Linked DNA regions of Homo sapiens: all the other regions are linked to region 3. The links are chromatin loops, found by intact Hi-C in ENCODE. Cell type or tissue: heart right ventricle. All regions are shown on one strand. Each heading gives the region's core, and the rest is flanking DNA. Links, peaks and the distances in the headings are about the cores only. Region 1 overlaps IRAG1 (inositol 1,4,5-triphosphate receptor associated 1). Region 2 overlaps LYVE1 (lymphatic vessel endothelial hyaluronan receptor 1). Region 3 overlaps IRAG1 (inositol 1,4,5-triphosphate receptor associated 1).

Region 1 (10,247 bases), core at 2,950-7,949, 72 kb before region 3:
CCCAGGTGATTTTGATTCCACCAGTCCACAGCCTTGAAGTTGAGAGCTACTTATCTAGATCATTCTACTTAATTGTTTGATCATCCATCCATACATGCCCTCATCTATTCACGGGGTGATTACTGATATCTGCACTCTCCCAAGCCCGGGGGTACAGGATTGGTTGGCCATGCATCTTTTTAGCACCTAGCTGCATTAATGATCAGTTCCAAGCTCTAACCTGTGCCTTGCCTCAGATGCGTAATTCATTGTTCTCAGTTCCACATCTAACTGTGTCCAGAGTAGAAGGACTGTGCTAAACTCTAAGCAGCTTGATATCCAGTGATAAATGACAAGGGACTAGATCAACCTCAAGAGTTCACTTCAAACCATCCAAGAGCAGGCAGAAGATTAGAAGCCTCTAGCAATGTCTGGGTGGTTTGTTCATGATGTTATCTCAACCTCATTAATATTTATTCTCTAATTTCTCCCTCTTCCTCCTCTTCTTCCTTCACTCTCTCCACACTTCTTTCTCTATCCCTTTCATCTCTCTCTTCCTCTCCATTTTTGCCCCTTTTCCCTCTTGATTCCTTCCCAACTGTCTTTCATTTTGTCCTCTCTCTCTCTCTGTGGTGTGGTAAAAAGACACCGGGCAGATGGCCTGCTTTGACAAGTTCATTCTAGAGCTCTCTGAAGAAGCCCTGAGCCCCTTCATTAAGCCAGGATTTCCTGATGTTTTTAACCTCTAACCCAATTTAAAAAATAATATGAAAAATGAGAATACTGAGGATTCCTGAACCAAGGAGGTGGGGAAAGTGATAGAAGTGCTTTCTGAAGATCCTGAGGCTCATACACACACAGCAATGACCAAGCCATTGGCTGAGAAGCGGAGAGCTCAAATTTTGAGGTAGCAGAAAATGCATGACTAACAAAGGATTGACAGACTCAATAAATGCCCTCCTTAGAAAGGGACCAGATGCTCAGAATGCCTGCCTTGGATGCTAGGGCCACAGAGAACATTGACAGGTTTCCGTTCCATGCGGGAACCCCATCAGATCATTTCAGTCACAATTAAGGAAAGCACGAAAGTGAACACATTCGCTGATTTGAAAATCATTGACTATTTTCACAACTGTTGGGAAGGCAGGGTTTAGAAGTAGAAGGTTATTTTCTCTCAGCCCTTTGTAGATTCTCTAGATTCTATTTAGACAGAGTTGGATGCTAAAATGGAGCCTTTGGGGCTGTATTTCCATCCTCCAAAACAAGGTGCCAGAGTGGCTTCTCCCTACTCTAACCCCACTCTTAAGTGTGGCTCTGGAGGAAGAGACCAAGATCTGTCTGTGTGACCTTAGCTGGTCACCCATGCCTGGCCTATAAAAGAGTTTAGAAATAGATTAGAAATAGAATTTCTTTAGAAGTCAATTTTTGGTTATAATAAGTAAACTTCTGTTTCCTGAGAGTTATTGGAAAAGTAAAGGAACCTAAATGTCCTCTTAACCCCATAGAACTGGTTTGAACAGCCGTTAGGAGAAAAGACAAAAGTTTTATCTTGTCCCTTATGAGTCTCACTTGTTCAATGTCAGAAGACTGTGCTTTCTGTTTTAATATGGTTAAAATATTGGGGTTTACCCAAAGTTTATTTAAACTGATCCTCAAGAGAGCAATATTTGTAACATAATTGTTATATATAACAGATACGTGACTCAGACAAAAATACTTTAATGTGTGATGTTGAATCTCTTAAGCGATCAGCAGCTGGGCTGAACCCAGTGTTTTAAAAATGCAATAAGTAGGACATGGAACTCTTAATAACCTCAAACCTTGCTTGTTAGTGAGGCACCAACATTTCAGGGAAGAAATCATGTTTGAGAGCAGGTGCATGATAAATGTTACAGGCACCATTGCCACTCACTGATGACCAGGAGCTGGACAGAAAGGAACCAAGCTAAGCCTTACTTCCCCTGGGGTTTCATGAAATGGGAGGGAGCTGACAATTGCCTGAGATTGAATTAGCTAGATAAGACATTGAGCCCCTTGCTTTGCAAACCAGACTGTTTATATTCCATGTACTCTCTCTCTGTTTATTTCTCTTTTGTTCTTTCTCAGTGTTTGGAAGTGTTAGAAGTTCCAGTCTGTCTCTGCTGTATTCACGGGTGCCAGAGGAAAGGCTTTTTGTCTAGGGCTTTGCTTGACTGCATTAAAGGGGAGGAAGGCAATGTGGTGGACTGAGAAATATCAGCAGAGAACCCTCAGGAGGGAGATGAGGCCTAAGGAGAACAGGATCTGGTTGCTTGGAGTAGGGATTGCACTTTAATTGTTAAACTTGGAGGTTCTTTCACTGGGGAGACAGTGTGTGATTTGTTTTCAGTGGAGAAGCATTTCTCCAGTTCTCCTAACGGCTCTTCCCCTGAACAATGGGGTCGACCAGCATGGGCTGAGACCTCTGACTTTAGTTGAATTCTCCACCAACTGGGCTCTATTGATAGCTCCTGTGTGCCTATCCATTTTGCTTCTAATCTTCACTTCATTACCTATTTGTTGCATGCATGTGGTTTCCAGAGTTTTCCAGCAATGAGGCACAGATACATACCCAGATTAGATAATATTTCAGCAGCTGATTAGATATTTTGTCTGGAGCTGCCCTGGACCCCAAGATATCCCAGGGGTCTAAAAATAGATTTTGGTGAAGGTTTTCCAAGGTGGCTATTACTACATTTTAAAAAATCAAAATTCAAGACTTGTGGTTTAACTATACTAATAGAGACAACATAGCTGAATATATGAAATTGGGCTGTCCTGAAAATCCAGAATGTTGGCATGGTTATTATATCTGTGGGGTAGAGTAACACCTCATCTATGGGTGCTAGTTTATCCTATCCCTAAGCGTGAACTTCTAGGGGATAATTCAGGCCAGGTGGGGCTGAGACCTCATTCCTATAATACTTCATTGCATGGAGTGCCCTGGAACTAAATTAGGTCATTTCTACGATTCTGCATCCTAAAGGCCAGGCAGGAACCACAAGTGGGACAAGATACAGGTCTATATTCTCTTTATCTACATGTTATATTCTCCTTCCCCAACTTAGGGGAAAGTACCTTTGAAATAGGAAGTATTTTAAAAGAAAACCCCAAGTATTTCCAACCTAAAGTGAAGACCAAGCTTGATTGGTCAGCATGGTAGGCACCTGCTGGAGACTCACCTTTGCCACTGAGCTGAGTTTGCCCTCTATTCCGTGTGTCCTCCCTGTCCCTGTTCTTGTAAGAAACTCACTCCAGGGCTTCGAGTCAACTCTCTTTGTCTTGGGCCTCTTCATGGGGATGGCTACCCATAATTTCATCTGGGAAATGAGCTAACCATGGCTGGGCTGGGAGGGACTCCATTCAGGGCCCTTCGCCCTTCCTTAGCTCCTGGAGCTCTTGATTGCCATCCTCCCTTCCCATGACTGCCCCTGACCTCTCAAGCTCTTGCAAACTTCTCATTGCTAGCTATCTTGGCTCTTTGGGATTTCCTCTACCTCCTTCCCAACATGTGTGCCCTCTTGGTTTCTTGGGCTACTCACTGGGGCCCCAGATTCACTGCTGCCCTGGACTGGCATTTCCAGGGATTTTGTGCATTTAAATTAGATGAATTGTAACCCCCATTTCAGCAACGGCAAGGACTCCAAACACAGGCTTCCCACCTGCTTCTTGGGCCCTTTTCCTCTTCCTCAGTTTCTTCTACCTCTTCAGGTTCCTCAGGACTCTCACTCTTCTGTTCTTCCTCCTCCTCCTTCAGGTCTTGAAGTTCTTTGGTCTTCTTTAGACCTTCTTGGAATCTGGGGGGCAAAAAGGAACAGTTGAGTCTGGAAAGGGCAGATGCAGTGCATCCTTTCCTGAGTTCCTAGGGGAGGGGACTTGAGCAGCACCTCCAATAATTATGTGCTTCCTATGGTTCCACAAAACAGGAAAAAGCTGGGAAGCTCCACTGAATCCTAAGGCAGCTCACGCCAGTACCATTTCCCCTCACTCCTCAGTCATCCTTCCTGTTTATGTGAAAGTGTGACAAAACTGACAGGGAAAAAATGTGGTGCAGGGTCTCCTGACTGGGTTCTTAACCCACAAAACATTCCGTAGGGCTAAGATTGTATTTGTTCTCCATGTGACCGTGGAGCTTCAGCCTCTCATCTGTAAAAGAGAGAGGGTGACACTCATTTCACAGGGCGTTGGAATGATTTTTGCAAGTGCCAGGCACATGGCTTGATCTAGAGAGGTACTCAGTAAATGTTTACGAAACCAATGAAGGAGTTCATGCCCATAAATTCCAAGGATAGAGCACAGTGGTGGGTGAGAAAGGCACGCTTTCAAAGAGAAACCCTTGTGGTTTTTCTCCCCCAGGGTCAATATTACCCCAAACATACTCTGTTCACTTGTCCTATGCTGAGTGTCTAACACTAGCAGTTTGGCTGGGCAAACCCACCACTGAAGCCCATGGGTTCTGTGCCAGTGGGAAGCTATGTCTTCCTCATGAGCTATGGAGACAGGAGACGCATAGGGCACCATACATGGTTGGAGGTGATTCTCTACCTTGAGGCTTGGTACCTGCTCAGGACTTGGTCTCTCCAGTGCTGACAACTGGCCATGGGTGCTATTGAAGCTCAAATGGAGGAGGAGGCAGTTCGAAGTTGAAGAGACTCCATTTATAGGAGGAAGGAGTGACCAAAGCAGTTCTAGGGAGCAGAGCTGCAGCTGCTCCTGGGCACTGCTGGCAGCAACATGACTGCTTTGAGCACGTGTCAGGAAGCCTCAGGCACCACCAAGAGGAACCCATCCAGGACCCCTGATTTCCAGACTATTCTGAGCGGTGGCATTCTGGTGGCTCTCTGCCTAAAAAGAGGGCAGTCTTGTTATTGTCTAACCACACCCTCTGACCCTGCTTCCTCCTGTCCTTCCTGTGGAACAGTCTTGCTCTTTCCTATGTAGTTCCTTCCTGTGGCAAGGAGGTCCTGCGGCCACTGGTTACTTCCCTAAAGCCTCTAAGAAACAAGAAAGACCCATGGGAAGGCATCTTCTGAGAACTGCCAGGTGCCCTTGGGGTGGCTGAGGTCTGACTCACCCCTTGCTGTAGGCTTCTTCCTCCATCCTGGCCTTGGTCTCCTGACTAAGCTCCTCCAGGCAGCTCAGGGTCAGCGCAGGAGCAGAGGCTTCACAATCTGGGTCCCCATTTGTCTTTCCACTAGTGAGAAGAGGGAAGTACAGGGCATCATTTCAGAAAAAGGTGGAGGCCTAAAAACAAAACCATGTTTTTGGCCCGATTCCTGATTAGGAGTGAGGAAACTCAGGCTTTTTCAGTAACTTTCAGATTTTTTCCCAATCCTTCTACCCTGAGACAAGATTTTATAAAGGTCCTAGTCCATGAATTTTCCCCAGCCCATTAAATACCTCACCAGCTCCCCTTCTCCTCATGCTCCCAAACTGGCGTTTATTCTTATTCCAGGAGATGCTGTAATGGGTGATCTACAGCGCTGAGATGAGGAAAATGGGGGCAGACCAGCACGTTTAAGGTCATTCCATTCCTGTTGTCTATCTTTCACCTGAAGACCCCCACTCATCTTTTCAAATATCCACTCAGCATGACTAAGCCACAGGCACATTGTAATGTGCTGGGGGCACATTAGAAAATAAAGAAATGGTTTTTACCAACATGGAACTTAGCAGAAGGAAAAGCCCCAAAAAAGGAAAGAAAAAATATGTGATTAATTACAAATAATAACTTTTATGAAAGAAATTCTGTACAGTGACAGAAAATAACAAGGAGAGAATGTGTTTAGAGTGAATAGTTAGAAAAGGCCTCTCTGAGGTGCTGAAGTTGAAGCACAGGCCTGAAGGATGAGAAGTCAGATGTATTAATAGCAGAGGAGAGGGTTGGGTGTGGTGGCTCATGCTTGTAATCCCAGCACTTTGGGAGGCCAAGGCGGGCGGATCACCTGAGATCAGGAGTTCGAGACCAGCCTGGCCAACATGGTGAAACCCCATCTCTACTAAAAATACAAAAATTAGCCAGGTGTGGTGGCACACACCTGTAATCCCAGGTACTCAGGAGGCTGAGGCAAGAGAATCGCTTGAGCCTGGAGGCAGAGGTTGCAGTGAGCTGAGATCGCACCACTGCACTCCAGCCTGGATGACAAAGCAAAACTCAGTAAAAAAGCAGAGGAGAGATCATTCCAGGAAGAGAATGCGGGTTATGTAAAGACTCTGAGACACAAAAGGTGCTGAGTTGTTTGAGAACTTAAAAAGAGGCAGTGTGGCAGGAGTTAACTTTTGGACAAGAGACATTTGCAATGCCTGTGAGGTATCCAAAGGGAGATGTCAAGTAGACAGTTGAATTCACCAAAGTGAGTCAGGGAAGTTTTAGCTGGAGATATTCATTTGGTGTCATCAGAACATAAATGTTATTTAAAGCCACGGGGATAGACAAGATTGCTTAGGGAGATAATATGAAGAAAGACAAGAGGAGGACCCAGGACCAAGTCATGAGGAACTCCACACTTGTCTCAGGTGGAAAAGAAGGCATCTTCAGAGAAGGCTGAGAAGTAGCAGCCAGAGAGGTAAGAGGAAACCTAGGAGCAGGTGGAGTCTTGGGAGCCAGGAGACAAGAGCTCATCAAGGCGGAAGAGTAAACAGTGCCACACACTTCTGAGTTTGAAGCGTGCAGACAAGGTGACTATTAGATTTGATAATACAGAGGTCAACAGGAGCCTCTGTGTAATGTTGGGAGCCAAGCACAGGTTTAAAGTAAAGAAGGGGAGGTTGGAAAGGGGAAGCCACAGACACAGCAATTCGAGTAGGAAGGAGAGTAGAGGGGTGTGTTGGAGGGAGTGTGCAGCTGAAGTAGGTCAAGGGAGGATGCACATTTGAATGTAGGTAGAAATGATCCAGTAGAGGATGAGAGAAAGGGATGCCCGAAGGAACTCAGTCTTTGCAAAAGGAAATAGGGACAGACCTTGGAAAACTAGAGAATCTCTCCTTGTTTGTAACAAAGGTAAGATGATGATGAAGTTGTTGGGCTGGAGATCTGGTGAAGGAAAGTGAGAGGGCTCCTATGGGAATGTAGCTTAGGTATTCTCTATAAAGTGGAAGGCAAGGTCATCTGCTGAGAGTGAGAGGTAGAGGGGTCTAGGAAGGTCTGTGGAGAGAGGAGGGGTGTAAAAGAGTTATATGAGAAAGAAGGAAAACAGACATACTAGAACATCTTGGTAAGATGGCTGGGAGGTGCTGGGAGATCATTGCAGGTATGGGATCACAAGTTTAAAGGAAGTATCCAGATGGCTATGCTTTCCCTAGAAATCCTGCAGCCCACCTTCATGTCCTGATTCCCAATGGGAGCAATGTCGTCATGGAGGAGTCCTCCAACAAGGCAACACTGTGAGCAGAGCTTTCCAGCCAGGACTCTGAAAGATCACAGCTGCCACCCTCCCTGAACTCTCAGACAGGGTTTATGAGTGAGCCTTGTATCTTCTCCTCATTCTTGGCATCAGTTTCCCATCTCTTAGTTTTCCTCAGACCTTTTAAAATTTACATTTAGTCAGGCTGGAAACCACAACCCATTGTGAACAAGAAAGATAACGCTCTAAAAATACCAGCTGTTCATAACATTTCTCCTTTTGCAAATTACATTATCCACTCCCTTCCATGTGACCTTGGCCTAATGTGCAGTTTCCTATTTATCCAAACGACTGGAGCAAGAGGAGAAAAACATAGCTACAGCCAAGGGCAGGGAAAGTAATTCTTTCATGAAATATATATATATATATATATATATATATATATATATATGAAATGAGATATTGGTATCAGACTTTTGATTTATATACAACTGTCAGCCTTAGAGGTTCCTTAATGTTAAGCATGCGTGAAGGAGGACAGTGTAGTATAAAGGAAAAGAACTCGCCTGAGGCAAACTTGGATTCAAATACCAGCTCCAAAACATGCAAATTATTTAATCTTCCTGAACTTCAGATTCCTCAACTGTACAATGGGGATAGTAATACATACCTGATGGTGGAGGTGTAAGAATTAATGAAGAAATGTCAATAAACTTTCTGGAATATGGCACTCAACAAATTATATCTGCTATTATTATTGTTATATAGTAAATGTATTGGTACATTTTGGGAGCAATCTGAGCTACCTCCAAATATGACTCATAAAAAATCCAGGCAATTATTTATATCATCAAGGGAGAGCTTGTTATATATTACTGAGACACTTCAGAGTCAGAGGAACCCTAAATGTGAACTAATTTAAGGTATGGTAAATTAACATTACATTTTCATAAAATGGCTTTAGGAACTTTCTCAGGTGCATGTCTATTGTGTGTCATCACACATTATGCACCTTAGAATTTTGCAGATAAGTGACTGTAAACAAAGCTCTCATTGTCCTTGGGTCACTGATCTCTAGAGAGGAAAACTTTTCCCTAGCAGGGCCAGGAAGCCCATTTCATCGACTCTTTTACATGCAGATCTTCTGTTCATTTCAGCTCCCCTATAGGGCTCTCATATACATTCTCTCACTTGATCTTTCCAATGATAAGAAGAGCTAAACATTAACTTATATGTATCAGGCTGTGGTCTAACATCTCATTTAAGGCTCACAAATGACCCAAGAAGGTATTAGTGTTCTCTGTTTGACAGATGAGGAAACCAAGGCTCAAAAAGTAGGCTGAGGCATGAGAATCGCATTTCAAGTGATTTCATATCTGTCAAACAGAGAACAGTAATACCTTCTTGGGTCATTTGTGAGCCTTAAATGAGATGTTAGAACAGAGCCTGATAAGTAAGTTAACTTTTAGCTCTTCTTATCATTGGAAAGATCAAGTGAGAGAATGTGTATGATCTCGGGACCAGCCCAAGATCATACAACCAGTGTGTGGTAGAGCTCAAATTTTACCCTGTGCAGTCTGATATGTGCCCATTCTTCTGACTGCACTATCTGCCACCTAGGTGGGGTATTATCCCATTTCACAGATAAGAAACCCAAGCTCAGGTTGATTAAGTGACTTGCCTAAATTCACGTTATTGGTGCTGGGACTCTCACCTTGGTCTTCTACCTGTGTGTCAAGATGGACTTTCCAGCCCTCCATGAACCCCCGCTTTTCTTTCAATAGAAGCCTTCCATGAACCCCCACCTTTCTTTCAATAGAAGCCCTCCATGAACCCCCACCTTTCTTTCAATAGAAGCCCTCCATGAATCCCCCTGCCTTTCTTTCAACAGAAGTCTCTTCCTTTCACTCTGCTGAGTGAAGCCCTTCCTGCCCTCAGGCTGGACCATGGCTTCCATGCTGCCCCTCTTTTCAAGGCTGCTTGTCTACAGTGTAAGTGGCTGGGAGGGCCTTTGTTTACTGTGTGTGTGTGTGGAGGGTGGGTAGGGGGGAGTGGAGGGGTTGTGGGTAGGGTGGCAAGTGGGGGAAACACAACATGTAAAATGTTTGCTGTTCTCTCCTGACCTCTAAACTGAGCTTGTAGTTTCCTAAATATCTTCTCTAACTATCTGGAAGTTTCTCTCTAAGCATCTTTAAGACTAAGCTCAAATGCCTTCTCCTCTGTGAAACCTTTGCTGGTGTTCTCCCCTCCCCCACACCCTCTGGTTAAAGTTGATCTCTCCTTTTTTTTTTTTTTTCCTTGAGACAGGGTCCCGCTCTGTCACTCAGGCTGGAGTGCAGTGGCATGATCTGGGCACACTGCAACCTCCACCTCCCAGGTTCAAGCGATTCTCCTGCCTCAGCCTCCCAAGTAGCTGAGATTACAGGCGTGCACCATCACGCCTGGCTAATATTTGCATTTTTAGTAGAAATGGGGTTTCACCATGTTGGCCAGGCTGGTCTCGAACTCCTGGCCTCAAGTGATCCACCTGCCTCGGCCTCCCAAAGTGCTGGGGTTACAGGCATGAGCCACCGCACCTGGCCCTCTCTCTCCCTTTATGCTGCCACCGCACCTCTGTGACAGCATGACTCACAGGGAGGCATTGATGTATGTTTTAGATACCTGCATATGACTGTCATCACAGGAAGAAGGACTGTGTTTGGGTCAGAATAGTGCCTGGCATACAGTAGGTGCCTTTAAGTGCCTGTCAAGTTGCATCGGTTTCACTATGACTTATCCAGTCCCTACTAGGAATGTTGTAAAAGGCACAAGTCCTCTCTGTAAATGGTTATTTCCTGAGAACCCAGTGTTTGGGTTGGACTAAACGAATCTGTAATCATGGCTATAAACTGGAGCTGAGCACAGCCT
Region 2 (9,586 bases), core at 2,055-7,054, 99 kb before region 3:
CATTCTACACCAAAATAAAGTATTCAAGAAGAACAAAATTTAAGTGGACAGAAACAGTTAGCCCTGTACTGAGTGACCTTAGCACTTAATGCAGATAACTGGATAAAGGTATAACTTGCAGCTCATGAAATCTCAGTGAATAAATGTATACATGATGAATGTATATACATGTATTCATTCAACATTTACTCACAGCCTACTCAGTAAATGTGCTAGATTTACATATACTACCCAAGTGCTAAGAATGCAAGGAAAAATAAAATATGTACACAATTAACATAATACAATGTGGCATATAACACAGATGTGTAAACAAATTTTAAAAAGAAAGAATGAGAAAAATTCATTAATGTGATAGGAGGCAGCCTTCTAAAATGGCTCCCAATGATCTCCTCATCTTGGTATTCATGCCCTTGTATAATCCCTTCCACTTAAGCATGGGCTGGACATAGTGACTTGCTTCCAATGAATAAAATATGGCAAAAATAATCGGATGTCACTTCGAAGATTAGATCTAAAAGATTATAACTTTCATCTTGCCAGCACGCTTCCTCTCTGGCTCTTCTTGCTTATTGCTCTGATGAAGCAAACCGCTATTTTGTGAGCTGTCCCAAAGGGGAGGTTTGCTAGGAAAGAACTGAGGGTAGCCTTTGGCCAACTGCAAACAAGGAATTAATCCTGTCAACAACCATGCGAGTGAGCTTGAAAGTTAATTCTATTCCAGTCAAATCCTGAGATGACTAAGCCCTGGAAGACAGTTGAATTGCAGCTTTGTGAGAGACCCCGAAGCAGGGGACCCAGTTACCCATGCCTGGTTTCCTGATCCACAACAATGTTAGATAATAAATGCTGTAAAAGTCATGAAGTTTTTAGATAATTTGCTTTTCAACAATTGATAACTCATACAATTAGGAAGAAAAGGAAGGTGATTAAAATAGAAGGAATGGCAGTTGCAAAATGAGAGGGCATCGTACAGATTAAATTCTAGAATGGTAAATGAATTTGTGTAGCCATAGCATGAAGTATCCTTGCAGGAATGAATAAGATTTGAGAAGAGGATTCAAGGTCAAATTGTAAAATGCACTCAGTGTCATTTATTTCACTGTTCCCTTACAGAAAACTTGCCAACTATTTTAAACAACAAAAAAAAGTTTAAGACAGGAAATTAGGTACTTATAAAATTATTGGAAGGGCTGGAGAAATAATTTCTGGTCTCAGCCCCAGGAATGCCTCCCAGAGCAATTATCTCTGAATGGGTCCACTAGGGAAGCTTCCGTCTCCTCTATAATAAGAAAAGTGGGGAAGCAGGAGATGCAACTGTAATAGGTCTGTTGCTCAATGTGCATGGGAAGTCAATATGCCAAGACGCAGGGGTTGCAGCAGAGAAAGAGGTTTAATCATAGATAGGGCTGCTGAACAAGGAGACAGAAGGAAACTTCAAATCTGTCTCCTCAGAAAATTTGAGGCTAAGGTTTTTAAGGGTTTCGGAGTGGGCCAGAGTATGGAGGTCATTGACTGGTCAAAGAGTGCAGGGGAAGTCATGTGACAGGAAGGTAAAGAAATGATATTCTCTCTCTCTAAAGAAAAGGAGGGGGCAAGAGCTCATTGAAGAAATGGTTGATTCTAGAACCAGGGCAAAATAAGATACAAAAAAAGATACAAAATAAGAGGACACTGGAGCATCTTATAGTGCCAGAAAGTAGGGAAGTGCCCAATAAAAACACGAAGAAGGGAATATGTCAAAGGGATACAGGAGCAAATGGAAAGAGCTCCCAATAGTCCCAATAGTCAGTCTTCGAAAAAATTGAGCAACAACATAAATAAAATAGTATTGTATTATTACCTAAAGTAGAAAATATTCTTGAGTCCATACTGATATGAATAAATTATTTAAAAAATAAATTAATGAGGGGGAATAGATGAATCTCCTGTACAGGAAAAGCCCAAATAATTTATGTAGATATTCCACTTTTGAGGAAGCAGAGCATAACTCCTTTCTAATTAGGTGTGGGTTGTGCATAGTGACATCTTTTCAAAGAATATGGTATAGAGAAGAATAACTTTACAGTGGAGAAACCTGACAAACACTACCTCAGCCAGGTGCTTAAGGTGAACATCAGCAGTGATAGATCATGTTGATATAACATGATGAAAATGGCACTGTATTTCTGTGGTCTTCCTTCCCAAAACATACAGCTCCGGTGTAGTCATAAGAAAACATCAGAGAAATCCCAGCTGAGAGCTATCCTATATAATACCCAAATAGTACTCCTCAGAACTGACAAAATTATCAAGAACAAGAGAAGTCAGAGAAGCTGTCATAGCCAAGAGGACACGTGATGACTAAATGTAACGTGGTGTGCTGGGTAGGCTATTAGAACAGTAAAAGGACATTAGGTAAAAACTAAGGAAATCAGAATAAAGTATGGACTTCAGTTAATAATAGCATATCAGCATTGTTTCATTAAGTTACAAATGCACCATACTAATATCAGATATTAATAACGGGAAACTGGTGTGGATGTATGGGAAATCTTTGCACTATTTTCACATTTTTTTGGTAAATTTATTCTGAAATAAGTTTTTTTTTTTAAAAAAGCAAATAGTCTTCTAGATGCTAAAGGAGGAAATCTTAAATCACATCAGCACCGTTTGGAAATGTGGGCATTTCCTGAGGAACATAGAGAGAGGAGAGAATTCCTATTTGATTTTAGTATTACGAAAAATGCTCTTAGATCAAACTTGACCTTATATATAGACTATTACAGGAGTAACCCACTAAATTTTACTTATTTTAACTAGAAAATCCAACTAACAAAGAAGTGCTTTCCCTCCTGTTTAGAGGCTATGATATTACGATTATATAAATATTAATATATTGGTTTTCATCCACAGTTCCTGGCTCATAACTCCCAGAGTCCTTGTTACAGTCTTTTGTTACAATGTTGAGGTGCTTTAGGGCTCAGGAGCAGGTCTCAGGAAACAGAATCTCTCTTTTTTTTTTTTTTTTTGGAGACGGAGTCTCACTCTGTTACCTAGGCTAGAGTGCAGTGGCACGATCTTGGCTCACTGCAACCTCCGCCTCCTGGGTTCAAGCAATTCTCCTGCCTCAGCCTCCCGAGTAGTTGGGACTATAGGTGCACACCACCGTGCCTGGCTAATTTTTTTGTATTTTAGTAGAGACGGGGTTTCACCGTGTTGCCCAGGCTTGTCTCGAACTCCTGAGCTCAGGCAATCTGCCTGCCTCGGCCTCCCAAAGTGCTAGGATTATAGGCATGAGCTACCGTGCCCGGCCAACAGAATCTCTTTCTCTGACCTTCTCCTGTCCTCCTTTTACCTGCTCCAAGGCAGGACTCTAATCTGATTGTGGGTCAAAAGACCCTCATTGCAGACAGAGTCCTGCCCCATAATCTGGAGGATGAAAAGCTGCACAGAGAGGCCAAGGAGAACCTGAACAGGCAGGCCTTGCTGGGCTTCCCAACTCAGTCTATTAGTATGAGGTCATACCCTTTTTGTCCAATCACATTTCTACACAGTTGTCAATCATGCCTATGTAAAAAACAAAAAGGACAGGGTTTGGAGAGCTTCCGGATGGCTGAACACATGGAGGTTCCTGGAAGATGGCGCGGGTATGGAATCTCTGCACCCCTTCCTCCCTACCTGGCCCTATGCATCTCTTCATCTGTATCCTTCGTAACAACATTTATAACAAACCTGTAAATGTGTTACTCTGAGTTCTGTGAGCAGCTCCAGCAAATTAATTGAACCCAAAGAGGGGGTCATGAGAACCCCTACTTAAAGCGGGTTGTCGGGAGTTCTGGAGGCCCAGTCTTGTGACTGGTGTCTGTGGAGTGGGAGGCAGTTTTGGGGACTGAGCCCTCACCCTGTGGGATCTGACGCTACCTCCAGGTAGATAGTGTCAGAATTTAATTAGAGGACACCCAGCTGGTGTCTGCGGCTTGTTGTGTGGGGAAAACCCCCTTACCTTTTGTCATTGAGTTCTTTTGTTATTGAGTTGATGACTGTTGTGGTGGTGTGAGAGCAGAGGTAAAACAAGGCTCGGGAGTTTTTCTGAAACAGAGGCTTAATTTTTTTTTTTTCAAGCATGATATTTATTTTTTGTCTTTTTTTATTATTATACTTTAAGTTCTAGGGTACATGTGCACAATGTGCAGGTTTGTTACATATGTATACATGTGCCATGTTGGTGTGCTGCACCCATTAACTTGTCATTTACATTAGGTATATGTCCTAATGCTATCCCTCCCCCCTCCCCCCACCCCACGACAGGCCCGGTGTGTGATGTTCCCTACCCTGTGTCCAAGTGTTCTCATTGTTCAATTCCCACCTATGACTGAGAACATGTGGTGTTTGGTTTTCTGTCCTTGTGATAGTTTGCTCAGAATGATGGTTTCCAGCTTCATCCATGTCCCTACAAAGGACATGAACTCATCCTTTTTTATGGCTGCATAGTATTCCATGGTACCTGTGTGCCACATTTTCTTAATCCAGTCTATATTGACGGACATTTGGGTTGGTTCCAACTCTTTGCTATCTACAACTAGAAATACCATTTGACCCAGCCATCCCATTACTGGGTATATACCCAAAAGATTATAAATCATGCTGCTATAAAGACACATGCACACGTATGTTTATTGTGGCACCATTCATAATAGTAAAACATTTTCTTTTTGGTGTGAGAGACCCTCCCATTCCTTAGTAAAAACGTATTTACTTGCATGTTATTATTGTCCTTACAAACTTGTTTTTCCCTAGAGCAATTGATTTTGCTTTAGGTACTAGCTGAAGGTCTAGAGGCAATACAATTTAGGATCCTTGTCTAGAAATCAATATGATTCAATTCTTTTCAAGCCAAATGATATCTGTAGACTCCAGTTGTGTGCAAGCCCTGTGTGGAGCCTCAAGTCATCTGCGTTAGTCCAGCTTCCTATTCTTGGAAATCAGCTTTGCTTGATTGGACCTATATTGGCATGTTAATGTTTGATGGTGGCCTGGCCTTTATAAAAGCATACAATTTTGCAGATGACTCCTTCTCAGGATAGAGTGTCTTTGCTCAAAGGAGTGGATTTATTCTGTGTGAGCCAGGGAGGCAGGCATGAAGAAGGGGCATTCTGAAAGGGCAGGGAAGATCCTTTGCACCAGCTGAAAATGCCATCACGTGGCTCTCCACCTGCCTCTTTTGAAGACTGGCTGTGGCGAGGTGGACTGTAGGTCTGAAGTGGGGAGATCTCTTGCATTCTTCCAATTTCTCTTTGTTCAGTGGAGAATAAAGAAAATTTAAATAAGGAGGAGATTTCTAGACCAAGCCCTAACTTTAGCTACCTGTGACATTGGTAGCTTCATTTTATTTACTCTGTGAATGAAGGGTTTAGAGGAAATTATTCTGGATCCTTCTGAGCCTTATATTTTCTGACCCTATGAACTGGCTCAGGTAGGTCTTTGTTGAGGCTGGTGTCTACATCAATGAGGAGGCAGTTCTCAAAGTTCTTTAGTGGTTCTCTTTTTCTCCTTGTCATTGCCAACGGATTTAAGATAGATTCTGTGAAGTTGACACAGGAGTCCTAAGTTGTTTTCCTTACTTCACCCCTGTTGTTTGTGTTAAGTGTCCAATCTCAAGCTTGCATATTGGAATAGTTTACATTTCTATATTGTCATTTGCAAGAGAAGCACTGTGGAGTAGGGAAAGGAGCATGGGCTTTGCAGTCACTCTGACCTTTACCATTTAACTAGACCTGTGACCTCAGAAAGTGATTTAACTTCTCTAAACATCCAGTTTTCTAATTAATAAAAATGGCAGTAATTATCCTCACCTCTCAGGGAAAGTGTAGAGATTAAATGAGGCAACATGTAAAATGACTGTCACTTAGTAGATGCTCCATAAATCAGCCAGCCCACCCTTCCTTCCTTCCTTCCTTCCTTCCTTCCTTCCTTCCTTCCTTCCTTCCTTCCATAATCATGGAAGTTACATTCTTATCAGTATGTTTGCACATGATATTTGGGCTATTGAGTGATTTTATGTGGCTGGGCAGGGTTTTCTCCTCCCCACTTCCTCCTCCTGGATACGGCACAAACCTGTTTAACAGGAGAAGGTGGTAGCATTCTAATATGTAGTAGATGCCCACAAGATGGGAGATGTGGTGTGGGAGATCTGTTTTTTTTTTTTCAGCTAACACACAGAGGGAAGATCACTACTTAGGCGCTTTCCCTCTTTTCTTCTTTACTCCCTGAGAAATGGATGAAGCTGATAAAGCTTAAGGACTGACAAACCAGTTTCAAACTCATAGACCTACTGGGGCAGGCAGGTGATATATATGAGGGACGTGGGCTGGGTGTGAAGAAAAGGCCACAGTGTTACAAAGTTCATAGGAAAGGGCACCTTTACTTTGGCATGAGTGTGCAACAGAGAGTCATGAGGACTGTGGTGAAACAAAAAGAGCAGACCCCATTGAAAGGGGACAGCTGCTACTCAGTATCAGATAATGATTGCTATGAGGGAACATGGGTTCTTTACTTCCAGATCTTTCCATTTTTAGAGGGAACCCAGAAATGTAACCATGTGAAATCTCTTGATTTTTAATGCCTGGAAATGAAATCAAATTTTAAGATTATACTCCGTGGGCCAACCGGAAAAGATTATGCCAGCAGGTTGTGGCATCTGGGCCGAAGGAACCACGGAGCTGTGGGGTCACTGGTGAGGGGAAGAAGACAATTAGCAGTCTAAGCGGGAGGGAAAGAGAAAACTAGAGAAGCAGGGCGGTCAAAAGTGAGACGAATGAGCCATCCTGGATCTCTGGCTCCCTGGTGAATTCTGAAATGGATGGAAATGGAGGGCCAGCATCTCTAGTAAAGGACTGTTTAATGTGTATGTACTTGGCCAACTCAAAATAAAATGTTTGGAGCATGAATAGCCCCATATGATATATGCTGTTTGGTTGACATATGCTTGTATTTTAACAACCAACATTGTCCCTTTTATTTTTGCAAACAATATGATATGATCTGGTCCTCACTTTAATTTTACATGAAAGGTATAATGCATCTACGTAAATAAGAAAGCAAAGAAGTTTTCTAAATGCTTTAATTTTTTGTCACAAATATTTCTGCATCTCTCAGTCCCTTCTTGTTGGAAAAAGGAGGGCTAGTGATACATTTGTTAATGGCACTTTTAAAATGTGCTTTGGTATATAGAGGTAACAATGTACTTCTTAGGTATGTTAATAATAAATTAAGGTTATAATGGTTGCCATATTAGAGAAAATGAATAAGATTAGTCTCAGCAAAAATAAAAATTAGTTTGGAAGTAGATAAGCTAGAAATATCAAAACTGAAAAAAATAGCTTCCCAGATAGCGTTCTACTATGTGCAATTTTTTGAGGAATAATATTCAATTACAGAGTGTAATACCTTGCACAGCACTTGACATATAGTAGCTATTCAGCAAATGTTTGTTGAATTTTATTACTTTTTAAACAAATTACTGAGTAATCTTCCTTAGTAATCATTTCTGTAACTCAGATAAAAATAGAAATTTATAAGAGTTTTTATTTTTGTTACTTGTAAAAGTATATTTCCTAGAGAAAATATCAGCAGTGGTAGAGACCAGAAAAAGTAAGTGTGTGTGTTCTAAACAGTGATTCCAACTCAATGTGTTCAGAGAAAACACTTTGACCCTGTCTGTGTTTACAGTCCCTGCTGACAGTGTACTGTCGTATCCTCAGCCTTGTTCTATTTCTTTATTTTAGCTTTACAGAGATTAGGTCTCAAGTTATGAGAATCTCCATGGCTTTCAGGGGCTAAACTTTTCTGCCATTCTTTTGCTCTTACCGGGCTCAGAAGGACATGTCAGGTGGGATACGTGTTTCTCTTTCAGAGCTGAAGAAAGGGTCTGAGCTGCGGAATCAGTAGAGAAAGCCTTGGTCTCAGTGACTCCTTGGCTTTCAACCCACCTAGCCTCAGACAGCCAGGAGGCCTTTTTACCACTGGATACTGATGAGATGTTTTAGGTCCTTGCACTTTGCAAAACTCCTTTCTCCCAGTGGGATATTATTAGGACATAGCCAGGCTAGAAAGGCCGTGGGAAGCTTTGGAGGTAGGAGGATAGGATCCAGACAGGGTTACAATAAGGAGAAGGGCATTCTCTTTGGTGCACTCCATAGTCCAATGGCAGTCCTGAGCTGATTCCAGTTAGGAACCAAGGGTGGACTTTCTTCTTTGGTTCTTTGGCCCTTTTGATTTCCCCAGCTGGGGCAGGGTAAGGAGCATGAAAGAAACCAGCCTCAGGTGTGTCTCCTCATTTCTGTCTCATCTAAACTTCAGCTTCCAGGCATCGCACGGTAGTTTTGCTTGGACTCTTGGACTCTTCTGGGTTTTTATCAGTTTTCTTTGATTCCTCATTAGGGTTGCTATCATTGGCCTTCTCCTCCTTTACTACTTTGGTTTCGATCATTTCCTTCTGCTGATTCTTGTTTGTAAAAGGGAAGGCCTTCACATACCTTTAGGCAGAAACATGAAATTAAAGTGAGAGACTCTCACACATAACGATAGATAACACTTTTTGGCCATGGTACATATTGGCACAGTACACTGGATACCTTTATTTCAGAGTGATGCCAGCACATGCATGCTCTAATACATTAAGACATCACCACCTTAATGGATTCATTTAAATTGGACAATATGTTTGCAGGCCAGACTTTAGGCTGACCACATAACTCTTCCAACAAAAACAAAGAACCAAAAATCAAATAAAGCATATAAATTTTCCCCAGATGTCAATTTTTTTTAATTTCTTGATTTTCAAAGGACAGTCATTGACTGATGGCTGGACGACATGCATGTCCTGAAATAGAAAAGATTGGGCTGAAGGGAAAGAGATGAGATGAGGGAGAAATTTATATCAGAGGACTGCTATCTCCATTTTGATCAGCAAAATGCCAACAGTGACCCTGAAAAAGCACAGGATAGAAACATGACAAAGATTACAAGACTAGCAGTGCACCAACAACCCTACCTTTTGACATAGCAAAATCCAAGACCAGCTGCAGCACCAAAGAAGAGGAGAGCAAGCACTAGCAGAGCCGTGGGGACACCTGCAAGGAACAGAGACAAGGCCTGTTGGTCCTTCACTTAAACATTGTGTGTAATGCTCATTGCATGATCCAGGTGATTGAGACAGTAGACAGTACAGGAGAAAAACCTTCTCTGTAGCCCTTTATGATATTGGGCCCACACCAGCTTCTTTGCTTCATGCTTGTAGAATCATTGGCCTTGCTTCTCACACTCTCAATTCTATCAGTTGCAATATGACAGAGTTCATTTCTCCTCCATGGCCTTGAGACCTACTCTAGTCAACAAGCCTGCCTGAGAAAGAGATGACTAGAATAAAGTCATAGGCCTTTAGGGTATATATTTTAAAAAGAACTTATGCATAGGAACAGATAGTGATTTATTTTTAAAAGTCTTGAGTTTTCAACAGTGAAATTCTTTTATACTTACACTTTTTAGCTTAATCACTAAGGTTCTTTACAGCTCTCAGATTCTATGACTTCATGAAAGTTGAGTT
Region 3 (10,247 bases), core at 2,395-7,394:
AAGCGATCCCTGATTGGCTAGTGGGAGCTCCAAATTCCAGTTCCCCACAAGTTCAGTCTCCCTGTGACCCTGAGCCAGAACCAGACTCTTATTAAATAACGGATGGTCTCTGAAGGCCCTTCAAGTGCCATGATTCTCTCTGTGCCCATGGGAAATCAAGACTATAGAGAGAATGTTTGCAGGTACTGATAGCTTCTGCATTATTGGGGCCCAGCAGAAGGACCCATGAGGGAAGAATGCATGAGTGAACATTATTTTTACAAATGGGTAGATTCTTAGTGAATATTCTCATGTTATGATTACATTTGTTTTCTTACACATTACAACTCTGGGAACTTAAGTAACAAACACTTTAAAAAGAATGGCCCTTTGGATCTCCATATCCCAAACCCATGGGATCAAGATGTTGTAGAACTTGGCAGTCTTGTGGGTGGGGAGATGCCCTTCCCTTGAATGTCTAAGTGACAGGTGTCTATGTTGTCTTGTTTTATGTTTCCTGAGGATATACTCTGAAAGAACTTTTAATTATAAAGCATTGTAAGCAGGAAGAATTTAATATAAAAGCCTGTCTTCACTGACAGCAGGGGTGCATCTTTGCTGATCTTTTATTATCTTATATTTTAGGAATGCTTTTAGTCTTGGGGCAGCTGTTTGGGGGAGTTGCCCAGGATTTAAGAGCTACATTTTGCCTGAGAATCTGATTCAAGGGTACTACCATTGTTAGTAAAGTAGAAGGGGCCAGGGATGGCCATTTTCAGAGGAGTCCAGGGCGAGGAAATAGGGATGCTAAGGAGACAGAGGCCAAGAAAGTCATGGCCTGAGGGTCTGGAAGCAGTCGCATTTGAATGCAGTTGTGAGTGTTTTGTCTCTCCTTTCCTTAATCCCCAAGCTTTTGGAACTTGGCACCCTCAGCAGCAGGACCCACTATTTCCCAGAATGGGGGCCTGGACTTGATAAAACCCTGGGCTGGGCTGCCTGAGGCTGAAGGGCTAGGGGGTTGGCCCACTGTCACTTAGACATTCAAGGGAAGGACAACCCCCTCACCCCTAAGGCTGCCAAGTTCTGCAACATCTTAATCCGATGAGCTTGGGATATGCAGATACAAAGGGCCATTCTTTTCTAAGTGTTTACTATCTAAGTTCCCAGAGTCGTAATGTGTCAGAAAACAAATGCCATCATAACATGAAAATACTCACTAAGAATCTGCCCTTTTGTAAAAATAATGCTCCACTTATAGATTCTTCCCTCACTTAAAAAGCGTCTATCCCACCTGGCTCAGGTCAGTTTGGATGACTGTCCGATATAACAGGACAATACCATTTCAATGCAAATCAACTGCAAAGTTCATGAAGTCAAAGAAAACAGTGATGGAGAATTTTACATGCAAGGTCTTTGACCAAGGAGATCAGATAGAGCTTATCAATTAAGTGAAGAAAATACGACGAGGATGATGCTCAAATAGGTTCTTCAAAAGGGAATAATTTGAATATCGAGGGACTGAAAGAGATCCTTGGGGAAATGGATGAAGCCCTTAAGTATTAAACAGACGTAGACTCTTAATTAGGTGCTGTAAAGTAAAATGTGAAGAGCGAGTTACTATGTGAACAGATCACTTTGCTGGTATAATAAATAAATATACCCACACCAAAATCAACATTTTATTCTTTCTTCAATCTGAAAATTAGCACATAACCTATATTTTGTAATCTGTATAGCTAAAAATAGCTTGTTTTGAATGCCTCATTTGTACAATAAAAATCTTGATGTCTCTTTAAATTAATCTGCTTTCATCATTTCCTTTCTATAATAAAATTTCACTGAAAACCTTTTTTGCTATTTACTATACAATTTTGATCTCCATTTTAAGTGGATTCACTTTAAGTGGCCTTTTCTCGTGCCCACTCACCTGACATAAGAGGTTCTCAGTGCTAATGGTTCTCATATAAGTCCTTCTCCGGTTTCAGAGGGAGCCTGCATGGTTTGTGGTTTGACTTCTGAGGCCTCAGTCAGACACAGCCTAGATGGTTGGTTCTATACCCAGAATATTTGGGGCCTCGGTCAATTCAAACCAACTCAGAGTAATTGATTCCTCAGTATGGAAGCCACACACCTTCTCCAGGTACCCACTGCAACCTACATGAGCTGTCAGCAAACCCTCTGGCCAGCCTAAAAGCTGTGGCCTCAGCCCAGGGTGCTTGGCTTGGCCCCCAGCCAGGCTAGCTGAGGGCAGGGAGGGGGCACTTACTTGGCCGGCAGGGCTCTGGGCTGCCTGTGGCTCTCCGGGGGGCTCCTCGTCCTCGGGAATGTGGGGCATGGCAGCCTCCTGCTGGGAGTGGCCACGTGTGCCCGGAACCTCCGCTGCGTCAGCCCCAAAGATGCTCCAAGAGGCCTGGGCTCCACAGGCTGGGGAGATGCCAAAAGGACAAGTCAAATCCATTCCCATCCCTGTCCCAAGCTGGGTTCCATTTCCCGGAGCCACAAGCCACAGTGAGAGCCGGCTTGAGTTTGCATCAACACCGGAGGTCAAACCAGGCTAGGAGAGGGCATTTGGAATTTCATTTCCTCCGGCTCTCTGGCTTTGTTTACAAAGTCAGAGGTGACCTTAGAGATTTTGCATCTAATTTGGTCTTTACAGTAAACACAGCTATCCCAGAAGGGAGAAATGTGCTTCGAACTCCTCAAAGCTGTAGCTAATGGAAGATACTCCATTGAGATCACATTGGCAGTTGTTTACCACTTACTGAGCACCTACTGGGTGCCAGGCCCTGTCCTAGGAGCATCACCATCATCTGATTGAATCCTCAAGATGACCTCTGATGTAGGCATTAATATTCCCATTTTACAGATGAGAGAACCGCCCCAGAGAGTGAAAGTCACTTGCCCCAAATCATACAGAGAACCAATAATTTGAACCCAGATCTTCCTGATTTTGAGGCTGGGGCTTTTTCTGCTATACTACACAGTGTTCCTCAGCCATGTGGATGGGGAGTAAGAGGTGCTGTTTCCTGACTTCCTCCCTGACACCTCCCCTCATGCTCTTCTGACCCTCAGCACAGGCTCTCTCATTTGAGTTCAGCCCTTATGGGGACTACACCAGCCCTACTAAAACCTGGGGGCTCAGGCAGGGTGAATTCCATGTGCCCTGTGCCCACCCCTGGCAACCTTAGATTGACTCCCAGAAGCCAGGCTATCCCTTCCCCATGGTGCAGCAGCCTGGGGGCACTGGGGTCCCAGTGCTGATTGGGACTGCAATCAGCATAATCTCATCCACCTCCCACAGTGACTGGCTCAGGGATAGACAATGGACCCAGCCTACATCGATGAGCTTAAAGTGGTGTTCTAGGACCAGATGCTTTCTCCTGCTCTGAGTGGTGGAGTGTGAAGATATGAGACCTGGTGCTACGGACACTATTTTGCTTCCATGAGGAAAGCCAGACAGAATCTAAATGATACACACAGAGGAGGGCAGAGCGAAGGGACCTGCAGAGAAACAGAACTGGAGCCCTGATTAAAGTGTGCCTGAAGCCTGAACACTTTCTGGACTAGCTGGTTACATGAACAATTAAGCCTCTTGGTGTTGAAATCACTTTGTGTTGGGTTTTTGTTCCTTGTAACTGAAAACATGCTCCACTACTCTTTCGTGCTTCTTGTCTGTCAAGATGCCTAGGAGTATGATCCTGCCAACAGACCTGAGCCAATGGGTCTAGCTCCTCTGCTTCCTCTTAGAAGAGGAGACTAGCAATGCCAGGTTTCCATAGGGAAAGGCAGGATAGCAATGTAGAAAGAACACAGGCTTTGGAACCAGATATCTCGGTGTGAGTCCTCACTTTGCCACTCACTGGCTATGTGGCCTTGGAAAGTAGGCTTCATCTCTGAGTCCCAGTTTTCTTGTCAAAACAGATAAGAATGCCTCCCAAGCAGGATGCTCCAAGGATGAAACACACTCAGTTCACAGTAGTTCCCACAGAGGCCACCTGCACGGGGGTCTGCAGCCCAGGAAGCTTGGCCGAAGCTCCAAGGGCTCTGCCTGGCCTCTCCCCATCCTTAAACTCCCTCCTTCTTTTATTAGTGGGGTGGGCAATACCTTCAGGAATCTATAGAACTAACAACTGGCCTGGTTCTGCAACTTTTAGAGATTCCCTGAAGGAGCTGCTCCACTGCACAGTAGATTAAGACCACCATGCAGATAACATAGTGAGGTGACCTTTGGCTGATGGGACATGGTGGGTGGGGGTGGAGATGAAGGACACTGTCATTTACTGAGCACCAACTGTGTTCCAGGTCCTCTGGAAGGTACTGCTGACTGCTGGAGGCTGTAGGAGGAAGAACCGGAAAGCCCTGCCACCTCCCATAATACTTGGTGTTCTTCCTGTCCTTCAGAAAGGGCTCGGAAAGCCCCTAGAGTCAGGGCACTGGAGAAAAGGCCTGAGCTGCCATCAGCCCAGCTCTGACAGACCCCCCAGCCAACACACATACCTCTAGACTCCTGGACTGAGCTCCTTGAGCTAGGCAAGGTGTCAGATTCATCCTAGGTACCCAAAAGATTCAGCAAAGAATGATTGTTGATTTATGTTTAAAGAACTAGGGACTTTTAGCCCCAGGATTGGTCAAGGTGACCACCATCTTGATTGCTGTCTTTCTCTGCAATGAACAAGTTAGCCCACACAGCTCTGGAACAGTTAGGGTGACCCCTACTGGTCACCTCAAGAAATCTCAAGTAGACCATCCATAGAGTCATTCATTCTTTCACTGCCAAAATTTTACACCTACTCTACCAGGCCTGTGCAAGGGGCTGGTGACATAAAGATAATCTTGGCCTTCAAGGAACATAGAGCCCAGTGGTAGGAGACGCTGGAGAACAGTATAATGGGGTAAATATTTTGAAAGTGAGAAGTTGCAGGACCCCAGAAAAGGGTTACCTGTGGGAACTGGGATGGTGGGACATGATTTTAGCAAATATTTCACATTACAAATGTTTGAGCTGAGCCGTGAACACAAATGCTGAGTGGAATTTCTTGGAACAGATTAGCTGGGTGTCTAGTGGGGAAGATAAGACAGGATGGGGAGAAGCCACATTGGACAGACTTCACCTGGCTCTTGGGAATGAGAACTACGGGGCCAGGGCATGCTGTCTGTGTCTTCCATGCCAAATTCTTACTGTATGAATAAACTGAGCATCAGGTTCACCCAAAGGTGAGCTCTGTGATTAATTTCTATCATCTTTACTTGGATTTCAGCAGCAGTGGCATCAGTGGTGCTGGGTAAAGTATTTGGTAACAGGGGTTGAGGGTAGCAAAAGACTAGCCACAAACCCTGATTCTACTAAAGGAAGTTGGCTACATCTCATAGGAAACCTTTTAAAATTATGTGTGACGTATGTACAGGTCCAGGCTGTCTTAACAGGGGCATGGTTTCTAAAACATGGGAGGTGACTATTCCACTTTTCTTTTGTCTTAATCTACACAAAGTATATTGTGCTCTGCCTGTTAAGAAGGATTTAGACAAATTGGGACATGTTTTGAACCTGGGAAGCAGGAAGCAAGGAGAACAAAAATTTGTGTTTAAAGAACTAGAGAACTTTAGCCCGGAGAAGAGGAAGTGCAGGGAGAAATAAAAATCTCTTCTCAGATGTTTGGAAAGCATTCATGTGGTTTTACTGTTCCCAAAGAATAGATGTCATAACTAATGACTGAAAGGTCAGATGAAGGCAAGGGACGACCTTCTAGTGGTTGGAACCACCTGAAGATGAAACAGGCTGTTCTTTAAGGTAGTGAGTCCCCATTCCTTGGAGCGTTCTCGTAAAGCCTGGGACAAGGGTCACAGGATTCCTAACCACTTCAGGGGCCTTTTCTAACCCTGGGAGTCCCTGAAATCCTGGACTCTTTTTAGCTACAACAAACTGAAAGACCTGACGATTCCATCCCAGGACTCTGGGATTATGGTCTGAAGTCTCATGAGAAATACCTCATTTTTTAACCCTCTACTTTCTTCCTCCACCTCCCTCTCTTCCAAAAAGAGCTTAAGTCAGTCCCTGTGACAGAAAGCAGAATAGAACAAATGAGTTAAGTCAGATGTCAGCTGCCACAACATAAAAGTAGAGTGGATGCTTGCTGAGGCCCCACTCTTGACAAGATGGAACCCCAGGCTCCTCAGGGGAGCCCCAGCAGCCCTGCCTGCAGGGGCCATTCCCACGCTGCTCCTGCCCTGTTTGCTGTCTCTCCCATCCATTATTATAAACTCGCTGCTTAAAATAGCAAGGTAAAAGGAGAGTCCCTGCCCCAGGGTGACATCTGGGTTCTGCTGGAGCTTGTGGGCACACGGACCTCACATCCATCACTGCAAAGTTTAGAATATAATCTCCAGGAAGTGCTGATCTAGAGCACCAACCCATAAAAGGAAAAAATATTTAGTAATGTTTGGTCTCCAAGCTGTTCCTTCTTTAACCCATTTTCAGGGCCCTTCTTGCTGCCTCTCCAGTCTGGTTCGGAAAGGGTTAGGTAGGCCAGTGCCAAGAGCTAATCAGCTTTTATGACTCTACTCATTCTGCCTCCAGCTAGTGCCTAACTAGAACCTGGCCCATTTTACAGGCCGGGAAACTGAGGTGCAGAAACGGAAACAACTTGACTGGTTCAGCTACCCTTGTATCTGGTGCAAATCTTCCAAGAGACTCTGCTGGGATAACTATCCAGTAATTTGTGCAACTGAAGAGGCTAGAAGTTCCTAAACCATATTTAAATATTTTATCTGCCCCTGCTCATGAAAGAAAACAAACTAATATGCTTTTGTTCATGCTTTCATTCTTCAGCTACTTCTAAGTCGCCTACTGAGCATCGGACACTATGCTAAATGTATTTCAAGTGCTATTTTCTTTAACCCCCATGAGATAGGTTTTATTATTTCCATTTAATATATTAAGGATCTAGGGCTCAGAGAGGTTCCGCAACCTGCTCAAGATCACACAGCTAGTAAGTAGCTGGTGAAGGGCTATAATCCAGGCTAGTCTGACTCCTAGGCCCGCCATCTTTCCTCTCTTCCACTCTGGCTTCTTCACCAGGAGTTCTGCTTGAGTGTGGCAGAAAAGACTAGCACGGGGGCCCTGCCTCCCAGGGGAGGGCTGGAGTGAGTACTCCCAGTGAGGCTAAGGATGGTGGGAGGCAGAGGGGAGGAAACAGGACCTACACTTCGGTTGTCGGGCCGGGGTCTTATGAGGGCTAAAGAGTGGCCTACAGTTGAGCCTGCATGTCCTCTGGTAGGTGGTAGCAGCAGGTGGAGGACGCGGAGGCCGGCCCTGCCTTGTAGGCTTCAAAGGCCTTACTGTATCCCAGAAAGTATAGAGCCATCATCGGGACGCACGGTTCAGGAACAGAATTTACAGAGACTATCTCTTTCAGTGCTGTCAGCAGCCCTGTGAGATGGGGAGAGTAAGTACTATTATTATTAACATTAAAGTTAGACCCATGTTACAGATGAGGAAACAGAGGCCCAGAGACTTGCCCAATGTCATCGCTCATGAATGGCAGTGCTGGGAATTCACCGAATCTGGGTCTGATGCTCCCCTTCCTTGCAGGGCCAAGCCTGTTCTCGGCAGGCAGCAGCAGCCTCTCATCATGGCGCCAAAGATGCCTCTCCCAGAGCCTTGCAACCTGCCTAGGAGAGACCAAACTCCTCTCTGAAACCACAGTATCCCAGGAGCACAGCCCGTAAGCTAAGCGGCTCTCAGATTCTCTCTGTGAATCTTTGAGCATTGAGGGAAGAGCCAAGAAGCCCTTTCGGGAAACCATGGGTTAACCTAGCCTCCACTGACCTTTCTGGAGTGACTCAGTATTCTCAGAAGGGAGTTTTTTTGTTCTTCCAGCTTTGAATTTTTGCTTTCATTTTAGCAGCACAAAGAATGTGAAAGAGATTAGGTTGCTATTAATACCACGGGTCTATCTCTAGATGGACAACTGATGGGGGGAATTGTTGGGGGTGACTGCACGTGGAGCTCTCTTAGCCCTTCTGCAAATCCAGAGGGTGATGGAGGGACACTGAGAACTCACCAGTCTTACCCCTGCACCCATTTTTACCAATGGGGAACCGAGGCCCAGAGGGGCAGGCATGTGACCAAGGCCACATCTATGAGTGAGGGGCAGAGTCAGAAAAGTCCCCAGAGCACCCATGCCCCGAGCCCGGCTGCATGTGGCAGCTTTCTGACTTTTCATTTTGACGGTTTTGCTCATAGTAAAGGGTAAGCCATTGTGTCTGTGCTGTGAAAGCAGGCGTCCTTCGGCAGTGACTCGTCATTGTTCTTGCTCTCATGCTCTCATGGTCACTCTCGCAGGAGAGAGGATGCTCCCCACAGGAGATCTGCTGAAAGTGCTGGGAGGTGCCTCTGGGGGTCCCCTGGGCCTGGCCAACTGCAGAGCTGGGTTCCGCGACTCCACAAGTGAGCCGGATGGGAAGCCTGCCTTGGGAAAGCCCCATCCTGCTTCCTAACCTTGGCCTGCTCACGGGGCTTTGTTGCTTGGCAGATTCCGTTCTAATCCTTCCTCTGCCTCTCCCTTGCTGGATAAATCTCCCCTGGCCTCAGTTCCCTCATTTGAAAATGGAGGTAATAGCACCCACCTTTTAGCGTTGTTGTAACGATTAAATCAGGAAATACATGCAAGGTGCTGGTACATAGAGTCCACTCAGTGCCCTCGCCATTCTCCAAACAGGGCAGCTGAGTTCTCTAAGCATGCACAGCATCAACAAAACCAAGCCAAGGCTCAGAGAGACTCTGGTGTTCATCCTAGTGGCTCAGAGCTCCCAGATTTGTCTCCTGCAAGTAAAAGAGACTCAGTCCTGGTCTTTGCTGTGGACAGTCCCAGGTCTGTGCTGGGCTTGCCCCATGTCTGTGCTGTGCTCAGTCCCAGGTCCGTGCTGTGGTCAGTCCCAGGTCTGTGCTGTGGTCAGTCCCAGGTCAGTGCTGTGGTCAGTCCCAGGTCCGTGCTGTGGTCAGTCCCAGGTCCGTGCTGTGCTTGCCCCGTGTCTGTGCTGTGCTCAGTCCTAGGTCTGTGCTGTGGTTACCCCATGTCTGTGCTGTGCTCACCCCATGTCTGTGCCGTGCTCAGTCCTAGGTCTGTGCTGTGGTTACCCCATGTCTGTGCTGTGCTCACCCCATGTCTGTGCTGTGCTCAGTCCCAGGTCTGTGCTATGGCTGCCCAAGGTCTGTGCTGTGGCTGCCCAACGTCTGTGCTGTGCTCAGTCCCAGGTCTGTGCTGTGCTTGCCCCAGATCTGTGCTGTGCTTAGTCCCAGGTCTGGGCTGTGCTCAGTCCCAGGTTGGTCTGGTTTCAAAGCCCCAGTTCTTTCCACTATCCCTGTACTCATGATGACTCCCCCAAAACAGAGGTTTTTGTTCCACAGGTGAGACATGAGGCCTAGTGTGGAATCCCTCCTGGAAGAGAGCCAGCCACAGTGTCTGGCCAAGTAGGTATTTGTGCTGTGCTGAACAAGTGGGTAAGTGAGTGACTGAAGGGGGTACAGCCACCCCCCAGTGTGTGGTGGAAGCCCCAGGATTCTCTCCTGAAAGTGGATCTAGATTGAAGGGAATTGTGCAGGAGCAGGAATGGTGAAGGGCGGAGATGCAGGGAGAAAGCCTCGGTGGCAACAGAAAAGGGAGGATGAGGAAGTGGAAGTCACTTCCCCCAAGACTGTGTCCCCTAAACAAAGTCACGTTTCGGGAGGCTGGCCCTGAGAACCCCGACAATCCTGGGGTTTGCACCTCTGTGGGAAACCTTCTTAGGGCCCGATTTTCTCCAGCCCTGCTCTCCGCTCCTGTGGAGCTCGTATAGGCTTTGTTGGCTGGGGGTGCCCTGGGAAGGAGCCAGCACCTGCTCAGACCAATGACAGGAAATAAGCCTAAACATCTCCCCAGGTTTCCTTTCCAGCTTGTTCACTTCAGGAATTCTTTTTTTAAAAATAGGTCCACTTGAAAAAATTTTTTCTTCTTCAAAATATGTACAATTGCTCAATCGGAGGCAGTTCAAAGGCACCGAGAATAGCAGCAAAGTATCTGAGCCTCCCATTTAGCGCCTAGCAGATATAAATCTTGCCCAGTTCTGTTTGTTCCAGGCTGCTCAGCAGCCTCTTCCCTGAGTCACTCACTCAAGAGTGACATGAGTCATCATCCTGGGGTCAAGGACCACACGGCATTCTGGGTCTGTGAGATCCCATAAAGGGCAGGGCACCGAGGGGTCTCCAGGAAGACATGGAGGATCAGGAACTG

What was found. Peaks named below come from ENCODE experiments on the same cell type or tissue, not always from the same donor. Only the 100,000 strongest peaks of a DNase experiment are listed, where the experiment ranks them.
Region 1: it touches region 3 in a loop (2.2-fold over the local background); 7 of 110 quality-filtered maps call a loop at or near these places.
Region 2: a loop joins it to region 3, with 1.8 times the contacts of the local background. A loop is called at or near these places in 37 of 110 quality-filtered maps.

Annotation. Positions count from the first base shown.
Region 1 is chr11:10,576,796-10,587,042 of GRCh38, forward strand. IRAG1 (inositol 1,4,5-triphosphate receptor associated 1) reads right to left here. Exons shown (of 21, transcript NM_130385.4): 19 at 5,072-5,191; 20 at 3,660-3,794. All of the region lies in intron 1 of IRAG1-AS1 (IRAG1 antisense RNA 1), which reads left to right. Among named protein-coding and RNA genes, the nearest start is that of LYVE1, 13 kb to the left of the region's middle. In heart right ventricle, for the core only: no CTCF peak of the experiment used is centred there; a DNase peak (open chromatin) is centred at 4,946; H3K27ac peaks cover 3,056 bases.
Region 2 is chr11:10,550,782-10,560,367 of GRCh38, forward strand. LYVE1 (lymphatic vessel endothelial hyaluronan receptor 1) reads right to left here. Exons shown (of 6, transcript NM_006691.4): 5 at 9,035-9,113; 6 at 6,185-8,516. The coding sequence ends at 8,330. The region is part of intron 1 of IRAG1-AS1 (IRAG1 antisense RNA 1); the gene reads left to right. Among named protein-coding and RNA genes, the nearest start is that of LYVE1, 13 kb to the right of the region's middle. In heart right ventricle, for the core only: no CTCF peak of the experiment used is centred there; no DNase peak of the experiment used is centred there.
Region 3 is chr11:10,649,780-10,660,026 of GRCh38, forward strand. IRAG1 (inositol 1,4,5-triphosphate receptor associated 1) reads right to left here. Exons shown (of 21, transcript NM_130385.4): 2 at 2,246-2,403. Among named protein-coding and RNA genes, the nearest start is that of IRAG1, 39 kb to the right of the region's middle. RefSeq lists enhancers at 7,068-8,267, 7,872-8,021, 9,390-10,247 and a silencer at 9,643-9,937. In heart right ventricle, for the core only: CTCF peaks have their summits at 4,693 (motif pointing left) and 4,892; no DNase peak of the experiment used is centred there; H3K27ac peaks cover 4,760 bases.